Regions from separate parts of the Homo sapiens genome. Here region 2 is linked to region 1. A link is a contact called in ENCODE Hi-C or POLR2A ChIA-PET data. All regions are on one chromosome and are shown on one strand. Each heading gives the region's core, a stretch centred on a gene start or an enhancer-like site at or near the end of the contact. The rest is flanking DNA. Distances are from core to core; before and after follow the strand shown. Region 1 has its middle 14 kb from the start of SIRPB2. Region 2 holds the start of SIRPD (signal regulatory protein delta).

Region 1 (5,250 bases), core at 1,576-4,075:
CTTCTAGCCTACAAGGGTTCTGTTGAGACTTTAGCTGATGATTTAATAGGAGCTCCTTTGTATGTGACAAGTTGCTTTTCTCTTGCTGCTTTCAAGATTCACTCTTTGTCATTTTTTTTTTAAAACAAAGTTTCCCTCTGTCACCCAGGCTGGAGTGCAGTGGCGTGATCACATCTTGCTGTAGCCACAAATTCCTGGGCTCAAGTGATCCTCCCACTTCAGCCTCTTTTCTATTTTTGACAGTTTAATTGTGTCTTAGTGTAAATGCTGTTAGATTCGTCCTGGTTGGAGCTTGTTGAGCTTTTTGAATTTGTATGTCTACTTTTTCCCTCAGATTAGAAAAATTTCCAGCCATCATTTTTTTTAAAAGTCTCTGTGGTGCCTTCTCTTTTTCTTGTCTGTCTTAGATTCTCATAGTGTGTAGGTTGTTCCATAATGTTACACATAGTGTCCCATAAGTTTCTTATGCTCCTTTTACTTTTCTTAGTTCTTTTTTTCTCCTTTGCTTCAGTAATTTCAAAACTCCTGTCTTTGAATTTGCTGATTCTTTCTTCTCTTGGTAACATCTGTTCCTAAGCCCCTCTAGTGGATTTTTAAATTTAGTTATTGTATTCTGCAGTTCCAGAATTTCTGTGTGGTTCTTCTTCATAGCTTCTATCTCTTTTTTGATATTTTCTTTTTGTTCATCCATTGTTTTCCTGATTTCATTTAGTTGTCTGTCTGTACTCTCTTTTAATTCATTGAAAATTCTTATGATTATTATTTTGCATTTTTTTGGTCAGATAATTCGTGTATTTTTTTGGGGTCAGTTTCTAGAGATGTAATGTGTTTCTTTGAATAGGCCATGTTTTCCTGTCCCTTTATATGTCTTCTTATCTTCTCTTGGTACTTTGGCATTTGAAAACTCAGCTACCCCGTGCAGTCTTTGTGGTCTGGTTTTCTACAGGGAGGACTTTCTCCAATCAGCCTGGCTAGAGAATCTGGAGACCTGTCAACCCTTCTCTGGGAATGCACCCTTTTGGGACTTAGTGTGTAATCACGTAACGGAAGAGGTCTTTCTATTGAAGCGCTCCCTCTAGTGTCTGCCTATGATGCTGCGGTCTGGCTGGTGCTGCAGTAAGCCACGGTACTGAAGTTCCACCTAGTTTCTGTCTGTGATACTGCAGACTGATGCTAGAACAAACTAATAGCTCCACCTATTATTTATCTGTGATACTGCATATTTTGGTGCTAGACCAAGTCATGTTGATCATCTTCGTTTTCAGTGGCCTCAAACCTGGTCCTCATTCCCGTCAGCATTTAAATTCAGGCAAGATGGAAACTAGTCCTTTGGCAGCACCCCAAAAAGTCAAAATATTGGATCAATGTTCCACTCCTTTCCCCTCCCAAAGAGAAGTCAGGAGTTGGGGTTTCTTCCCAGTTTGCATGATTATTAATGCTACTGAGCACCTTATAATATTTAACAAAGTTTTTTTTTTTTCCCAATAAAATAGTGCACTTTCTCAGGGCCATGCTGGGTACTTTCATTAAATTAATACTTCATTTTTTACTTCACTACTCAACGTAGCTGAGCAGTTTCCAGTGTACAACACAGTGACACAGGTTTCCCTTGTCCAGGACTTAGAAATTGGAGCTAGATCCCTCCGTCTTGCTCCTTGGATCTATCTTCCACCCCAGGTCCTATGTAGCCCGGCTCCACTTGGAGTGGGATTTCTTTCAATCACCCTGGTTGTATACCCTGGTCAAGGTCAGCCTTAGTCTTAGGTCTTTTATCAGTAAGGAAGCAAGTCCTCTTCTGTCCGATTTTCTACGTGATGTAATTGATCTGAGCTGTGCTGTTTCGTGAGCATTTATCTGGTAGTCTCCCAACATCCCGGGAAGCAACACCTCCCTAAAGCAGCCTGAACACCTGGATTCCGACTATTTTTTGTGTCTGTTAAATATTTTTAGGCTTCCTTTTGACATGCCTATGTATGCAGCGCTTTTGTTCTCACCAAATATTCAGGCATCATTATTTCGGCAGCAGAATGTCTAGCTAGGAAGGACCTAAACGCCTTCCCCACACCGTGTGTGTGTGTGTGTGTGTGTGAGAGAGAGAGAGAGAGAGAGAGAGAGGGAGAGAGATACGTGTGTTATGGCGAGTGTGTGTTATAGAGAGGGAAAGAGAGATAAATGTGTTATAGCTGCAGTGGAGCAGAAAGACCTCTGCTTCTGGTCAGGGGGATCTGGGTTTAAATCCTGCCCTTGGCCTGATGAGGTGGCAAGAATATGGGCAAGTCATAAATCACCCCAGCCTTAGTCCTTAGTTTCCCCTTTCCTCTGCTCCAGAGGTGGCAGTGAGAGAAAAGAAGAATGGAAGAGCAAGGTGGAAAATAGCCAAGAAGCCCACCATCACTCATATTGAATGAGAGATTGCAATTTTTATTACCTGAATAATAGGTACCATTACTGCCTCTTAGGAGGAATAATTTGGCAGATTTGAAAGGGCAGTGGTGAAGAAGAATGAAGCAGCTTTCTGCTTCAACCCTACTGAGTCCAGCTTGTTCAATAAACTGGGTACAGGGACAGGAACACAAAGGGAGACTGTTCAACAAGTTTGGGTAAACTTGACTTGGAAAGAAATTGGGGAAGGTTGTTGTTATTTTGTATGGGCTTTTCCTTTCTCGCTCGTCTTGGTCTGCCATGTTAGTAGCCTTTGGGTTCAGCCTCCCAGCACCTTGTTCTGTGTGCTTTATCCTATACACAGGAGCATCCCACAAGTAGGGTTGGCAGTAAAGTTGGCCAGGGGCCACCGATGTGGGTGGACTGGATGTGGCCAGTCATGGTGCCTGGGGCCTCAGGCTCTGTTAACTGGATTTATCCTAAGAAGGGAGGGGCAGGGCAGGAGAGTGCTTGGAGCCAGAGAGAAGATAGAGAATTTCAACCCTGTTACTCAGAAGAGGTGAAGCAAAGGGCAGCTCTTTCTTCACTTTCCCTCCCTGGAACCTGGTAATGACACATGACAATGCTCCACATCAGAGAATGCATCTTTCAGGAGCCAGGGAAATGGTAGACATTGATCAGCCCTGGGTTTGAGGCCAGAACAAGCACACAAACTCCTTCTTACTATCCAGTATTCATTGCTACCTTCCCAAAGAGTGATTTTCATAAATATTGTGATAACTTCTAGCCACAGATCATGGGACAAGCTATTAGAGCTGGCAGGACTAAGGAATGTTCTCTGCAGCCCTAGACCTAGGGGCTCTCTCTTCTTTCTCCCCCTCTGTCTCCTGCTGTCTATTCATCCTTCTCTTCATTTCTGCTCTCACCCCAATATGAGAGATTGTAGGGTGTAGTCACTGATTCATTCAACAAATATTAGCATGCGCTATGTACCAGAACTATTCTTGGTGCTTAGGATACATCAGTGAATAAGGCAGACAAAACTCACTGTCCTTATTAACTGAAGTACACATCCCAATTGGGGAGGCAGGCAATACACAATAATAAATAAAGTAAATAAGTAAATGATATAGTATCTTAGAAAGTGATAAGGCCTGTGGAAAGAAATATAGACCAGGGAAAGGGGGTTGGGGTAAGCAGGTGGTGAGGGGCTGTGAGGGCCAAGGTAAGAACTTTGGCTTTACTTGCAGTGAGATGAGCAGCTGTAGCAAGTTTTGGGAAGAGGTGGGACATGATCTGGCCTTTGTTTGAAAGGATTCCTATGCTGGCTATAGGGAGACCAGTGAGGGGCTAATGGCAGCAATCCAGGAACGAGAGGATGAAGGGTGAAATCTGGCAATGGGGATAGTGAGAAATAGTCAGATTCTGAATATATTTTAAAGCTAATGTAATTTCCTGACATAAAGGGAGCGGGATAAGAGAGGAGAGGAATCAAGCATACCTCCTAGGTTTTTGGCTCATCAGCTGGAGAGATGGAGTTCTTATCAGCCGAAATGGGGGAGTCTGTGGGTGGAGCAGAGTTTTGGGGGATAAGCAGAAGGCCAGATTTTGGGATGTAAGCTTTGAGATATTATTGGGCAGACAAATGGAGCTGTTGAGTAGACAGATGGACATGAAATTCATGGGGGAAGTCCCAGCTGGAGAAATAAATTTGAGTCCTTGAGCTATATTTCAATGATATATAAGGCCATTGGACTGGACAAAAGTATCAGAAGAGAGTATGTGGTAGTTAGGAACAAGGGAGTTTGAACCAGACTGCCTGGGTTCAAACTCCAGCCAGGCACTTAGGAGCTGTGCAACCTTGGACAAGTCAATAAAATTTTGTGTCTCATTTTTTCTCATTTGCAAAATTAAGGTAAGTATAGGTTATACCTCATCTGGTTGTTATGAGAGTAACGCAGTTTATAACACGGAAAGTACTCAGAACAGTCTGGCACACAGCACGCTTTCAGTGTATGTCAGCTACCTATCTGTTTTGCAGCAGATATGAATTGCTCCATAATACCTGAATATTACTTAATTACAGTTTTTTTGGAAACAATCTTCATCTGGTAGAAAAGTTACAAGTGTGGGATAAAGAGCCTCTTTTCAGAAACATCTGTGAATAAATTGCTGGCATATTGCCTTATCGTCCCTGGTTATGGCTTGGATGTTGGTATCTCCCCAAATCCACATGTTAGCACCTAATAGCCAATGTGATGGTAGTAAGAGGTAGGGCCTTTGGGGAGTGATTAAGTCATGAGGAATCCACCCTCATGAATGGGATTAGTACCCTTAGAAAAGAGGCTCAAGAGAGCTCCTCAGCCATCTTTTGTCATGTGAGTACACAGCGTTTATCCCCTCTGCCATGTGAGGACAGGGAGCAAGGTGACATCTTGGAAGTGAGGGCAAACCCTCACCAGATGGTGAACCTGCTGGTGCCTTGACCCTGGACTTCCTAGCCTCCAGAAATGTGAGAAATGAGCTTTTGTTGTTTATAAATTACCCAGCTAATGGCATTTTGTTATAGCAGCCCAAACGGACTAAGACACCCCTGAATATCTCAGTGCGTATTTCCTACAAATAAGAACATTTTCCTGCATGACCACCAGACCATCAAAATCAGGAAATTAACATAGGCACATTATTACCATCTTATCTTTAGATTCCCTACAAGTTTTGCCAATTGTTTCAATAACATGTTTTTATAGAGAAAGGATCCAGTTACATTTAGTTGCCATACCTCTCTAGTTTTCCTTAATATAGAAAAAAAATCTCCTTTCCTTTACTTTATGACCCTGACACTTTTTAAAAGTATAGGCCAGTTAT
Region 2 (5,250 bases), core at 1,715-4,214, 52 kb after region 1:
GTTCTGTGGTGTGAAAGGCCACTCATTCACCTCTCCCAGAGTAAACACTGAGGCATGCATTCTCAATGAAGTTGCTATTTTCCATAAAAGGTCACAACTGGTTTTTGGAGTGTAGGATTATCTTAGATATTACAATGGTTGGTTTGTCAATGATCAATTCTACCAAACAAAATCTTATTCCTTAGTACTTAATTGCTCTTGTGTATTCTTGGGTAGCACACAAGCCACACTGACATTGAGTTCATGGCAGATACACAAAATGTCTACAAGATAAGTTCTACAAAATTGCAGTTATTCACAATAGCCAAAATATAGAAACAACTGAAGTGCCCATCAATGTATAAAGGAATAAAAATGTGATTATACACACACATACACACACACAAACATGCAGTAGAATACTATTTAGCTTTTGAAAATCAGAAAATTCTGTCACTTATGACACCATGGATATTATGGTGTGAAATAAGCCAGGCACAGAAAGACAAATACCACATGATCTTGCTTATATGTGGAATGTCGCTTATATGTGGAATCCAAAAAAGTCAAACTCAAAGAAGTAAAGAATAGAATGTTGTTACCAGGGTCTGGGGTGGTGGAGAGTTGGACAAGGAAATGGGAGATGCTGGTCAAAGCCTATAAAGTTGTAGTTAGACATGAGGAATAGGTTCTGGTGATCTATTGCACAGCATGGTGACTATAGTTAATGCATACTTCAAACTAGCTAAAAGAGTAGATTTTAAATGTTCTTACCACAAAGAAGTGATAAGTATGTGAGGTGATGGATATGTTAATTAGCCTGATTTGATCATTTCACTGTGTAGACATGTATAAGAACATCACATTATACCACATAAATATATACAATTATTATTTGTCAATTAAAACCAAGATAAAATTTAAAAAACCATCAAGTTGTACACCTTTAAAAACAAATAAGTTCTACAAAACAATGGAGGACTTTATTTTGAATGGTTTTGCCATCTTACTCGGTATATTCCTTTTCTATCGCTGAATAACAAATTACGACAAACTTAGAGGCTGAATACAACACATATTAATTATTTCACAATTTTTGTCCATTTGTAATTCAGATATAGCTTAGCTGGGTTCTCTGCTTCAAGGTCTCACCAAGCTCCACTCAAGGTGCCAGCTGGGCTGTGTTCTCATCTGGGGGTTTGACTGGGGAAGTGTTCATTCTAAGTTCACTCAGGTTGTTGGCAGAATTCAGGTCTTTGTGGTTGTAGGACTGAGGCCCTCAACTTCTAGGGGCTTCCCTCAGTTCATTGCCATGTGGGCCTTCTCACAGGCAGTTTGCAACATGGCTCCTTGCTTCTTTAAGGCCAGAAGTTGCAAAAAAACTCTAGTGTGATAGATCTTACACAACCTAACATACTCAAGGGGGAGACAGTGCATCACTTTGGCCATATTCTATCAGATAGAAGCATGTCACACACAACTGAGATTACATAAGGGTGGGATAGTTGGGAGTCACCTTACAGTCTGTGTACCTCACCCAATAAGTACAGTTAAAAATTCAAGTGAGTTTTACTAGCTTTAAGTATCTTAAGTTAGCTTTTACCTAAATATTTTTAGTCATCCTTAACTCTCCATTGAATAAAAAGAGGAAGCTTTATAGTTACCCTTCCTATGTATAAAGCACAGACAGATATAAATGCAGTACATAAACCAACAAAGAATATATCTAAGTTATTAAAATTTCATGTTGAGGCTATTATGAGTTGAATTGTATGCCTCCGAAATATATGTTGAAGTCTTAACCACAAGTAGCTCAGAATGTGACCTTACTTGGAAATAGAGTTACAGAGGAAATCAAGTTAAAATGAGGTCATTGAGGTGGGTGCTAATCCAATATGGTGGATGTTTTTATAGGAAGTGGAAATTTGGACACAGAGACAGACATACATGGGAGTAAGATGATGTGAGGATACAGGGAGGGTGGTGCCACCTGCCATCCAACAAATGTTTGAGGCTACCACTGCTAGAAGCTCAGAGACAGACATGGAACAGATTCAACCTCACAGTCCTCAGAAAGAACCAACCCTGCCCACACTTCGATTTTGAATATCTAGTCTCCAGACCTGTGAGAAAATTAATTTCTGTAATTTAAACCACCCAGTTTGCAGTACTTTTTAAGAGCAGCCAAATGCAGTGGCAACAGAGAAATAAAAAACTGAATTTCACAGAAAGAAGTGTAAAATCTGCCAGGGGCCAGGTGTGGTGGCTCACGCCTATAATGCGAGCACTTTGGGAGGCCGAGGCAGGTGGAACTCTTGAGCTCATAAGTTTGAGACCAGCCTGGGCAACATGGTGAAACCCCATCTCTACAAAAAAGACAAAAATTAGCTGGGCATGGTGGCGCGTGCTTGTAGTCCCAGCTACTTGGGAGTTGGAGGCACGAGAATCACTTGAGCCCAGGAGGTGGAAGTTGTAGTGAGCCAAGATCGCACCACTGCACTCCAGCCTAGGTGACAGAGTGAGACCCTGTCTCAAAAAAATAAGTAAAGGTAAAAATAAAATAAAATAAATTACACCCTCCAGAGGCTGGAGGGTGAGAGCTGTGATGGATGCTGTGCCCCGCCCTGTGACCATAGGTGTGAGTCGTTTACCTGAGCAAAGAGATTTGCAACAGACATGGCCACCGGGAGACTTTGTCAGAATTGGGGACCATCCCAGTGTAGTCTTCTGAGTTCTGCCTGTTCTGGGATAAGATGGAGAAAACCCTCCCAAAAGAAATTCTATGGGAACAGGTGAGGGAGAGTTCACTAAACAGGCAGAGGGGAGAACCCACCACACACATACACTGAGGCCCCACTCACCTGCCAGTTCAAGCAGCAGATACAGCAGTAAGGAAGGCAGAGGTGGGTGGAGTGGGGAGGCAGGGATGGGCATTGTGGTGAAACCTGGAGCTTGCTCTGCCTGAATGCCTGTCCTGGAGATGCCCTCGACTCAGTGCTCCGAGCAGAGAAGACAGTTCTTGCCTCTGTGATGTCAGAGGAAGGGGATTGTGATGAGAGGAAAGGCCAGGGGACTGGGACACTTTTTCCTTTGTGATTATAAAATTGAACAGACAAGGTTGCTTCAAGCTAGGAAGTTGCTGCTGGAAGTATTTAGCTTTGCTGGGGCTGGGGGGCTTGACACCCACAGCCTTATACTCCTTCCTGAGTTTCATCCCATCTCACAGGTTCTCCCCAACTTCATGGCCTTTGCCTATCTAGGAGCCTCAGACACATAGGCTAGACAAAGGCCTCATCCACATGATGCGCAGGTATGGGTCTAGCTCCTGCATGAGCTCAACATCTGGGCCTGTCTGAGCTGCACAGCTGAAGAAAGAGACAAGATGTCTATAGCCTCACCCACTTGGTAAGAGTTGGACTTTACAATGGATGCCCTTTCTTGCACTCCAGAGTAGTTAGAGGTAAAAAACAAGCAATATCTGCTGTGGGCTCTTGGCTTTTCTGTGGGTCCCTCCATACACTACCAGGAACTGCTTCCTTTTTCCTTCCTGCAGAGGAATCAGGCATGGCTGAGAAAGACATTCGAGTTGTGCAGGTGGTGATGATTTGTGCTTTAGAGGATGGAGGAGGCCTGCAGGGAAGGCGGAGCTGCGGGGAACACTCTCTAGGAGGGAGAGTAACATGCCTACAAACACCTGGGAAGGTGAGGGCTGCCTCTCCTGCTTGGGCTGGACCTGGGACCAGCTCTCAGAGATGGGATTGGAGGGGCAGAAGAAATGCCCCCAGAAAGAGGGAGGAAGCAGCATGTTGGCATCCTTCTCTCTCAGCTCTGGAATGGGTTCTTCCTAAGCACAAATGTTGTGTTCAGGGACACTCAGCCCACACTCAGCTGGTGACCCTTTAATGTCCAAGCATCCACAGGCAGGCACTGGCTGCCATGGCTGTTTCCCCATTGCCTCCTCATGACTTCTGCCTCCTCCTCAGGAACCAGCTAGATGTCAGGGCCGGGAGAGGTGTTAGACCCTCTAGGAAAAGAAAGCAGAGCCAGGCTGGCACGTTCTCTCTGAGACGACAAGAGTCCCCATCCCCTTGTGATGTCATCATCCTATCCCGTTGTTCTGAAATGATGAATTCCACAAAGGAATTCCTATCCATGGCCCCTGCTTGGAACTAGACAGGAACATTCCTCCAGCCTCCATCATCCTCCCCTTCCCCTACTCTGAGGAATCTTCTCACCTTTCATTAGACTCTAAGTTCCTTGGAGAGTCAGTACTCACGGGTCAGTATCCAAGAGTGCCAGCTTTGGAATCAGATATAATCTAGGCTAGAATCCTGAACGCACCTCCTAAGAGCTGAGTAATCTTGGGCCCATGATACAGACCTGTATATTCTGCAACCTTCTTGACATCTTCATTTGTATATATATATATATATGTATTTTTTTTTTCGAGACAGAGTTTCGCTCTTGTTGCCCAGGCTGGAGTGCAATGGTATGACCTCGGCTCACTGCAACCTCTGCCTCCCGAGTTCAAGTGATTCTCCTGCCTCAGCCTCCCGAGTAGCTGAGACTACAGGCGCCCACCACCACGCCTGGCTAATTTTTGTATTTTTAATAGAGACAGGGTTTCACCATATTGGTTAGGCTGGTCTCGAACTTCTGACCTCAGATGATCCACCTGCCTCAGCCTCCCAAAGTGCTGGGATTTCAGGTGTGAGCCACTGAGCCTGGCCTCTTTGTATACCTTAAATATTCAAGTTTGAGTTTCAGATCTGCACTCACAAACCTTATCTTCTCCCACACCATGCCTGTTTTGTATATGGTACCATCATCTAAGCAGTTTGTCAAACCAGGAAGGGACTCATGTTCTATACCCTCACTTATCCACTTGTTACCAAGTGAAAGGGGGTTGCTGCCTGATGTGCTAGAAGCCAATACTGTGACACCAGGCTTTTGAGAAAAGAAAAGCTTTTTATTGCAAGTTGACTAACAGGAAGACAGAAGTCTACCTCAAATCTAGCTCCATGTGCTGGCTTCAAGGCAGTAGTTTTATTAGCAAAAGTTTAGGGGTTGGATTCTGGGATTAGTATGTGATTTGTGAAAGGAAAGGGGAGGTCTGGAAAGTCCTTGGGCATGTACAGTTATCTCTCTATGCCTCTTCACGGCTCCCATGTGCAAAACCCTGGGGCGTCATCATGAAATACGTGGTAGAAACTCAGGCTGTGACATCAGCAAGCTCATTCTGAGCAAACTCCAGTTGGCCATATTGGTTCC

Evidence for each region. A loop is a pair of places that touch in the nucleus more often than their neighbours do. ChIA-PET counts read pairs that join two places held with the same protein, here RNA polymerase II (POLR2A). Pooled maps may share reads with other maps.
Region 2: a map of mammary epithelial cell shows a loop between it and region 1 (2.2-fold over the local background). The contact joins the promoter of SIRPD here to the enhancer-like site in region 1. A Hi-C loop is called at or near these places in 3 of 168 maps with a recorded cell type or tissue (PC-3, PC-9 and mammary epithelial cell) and 3 of 50 pooled maps. POLR2A ChIA-PET finds 5 or more read pairs at or near these places in 2 of 52 experiments (H1 and common myeloid progenitor, CD34-positive).

The regions. Positions count from the first base shown.
Region 1 is chr20:1,502,711-1,507,960 of GRCh38, forward strand. No RefSeq gene overlaps it. Among named protein-coding and RNA genes, the nearest start is that of SIRPB2, 14 kb to the left of the region's middle. Within about 2 kb of position 2,826, at least 3 of the 41 ENCODE cell types and tissues checked have a DNase peak (open chromatin) inside an H3K27ac peak, as active enhancers do; they include PC-3, PC-9 and mammary epithelial cell, where a contact is called at or near this core.
Region 2 is chr20:1,554,741-1,559,990 of GRCh38, forward strand. It overlaps SIRPD (signal regulatory protein delta), which reads right to left and starts at 2,965. Exons shown (of 4, transcript NM_178460.3): 1 at 2,841-2,965. The coding sequence starts at 2,913. LOC107985409 (a long non-coding RNA gene) reads left to right here and starts at 3,267. Exons shown (of 3, transcript XR_007067493.1): 1 at 3,267-3,384.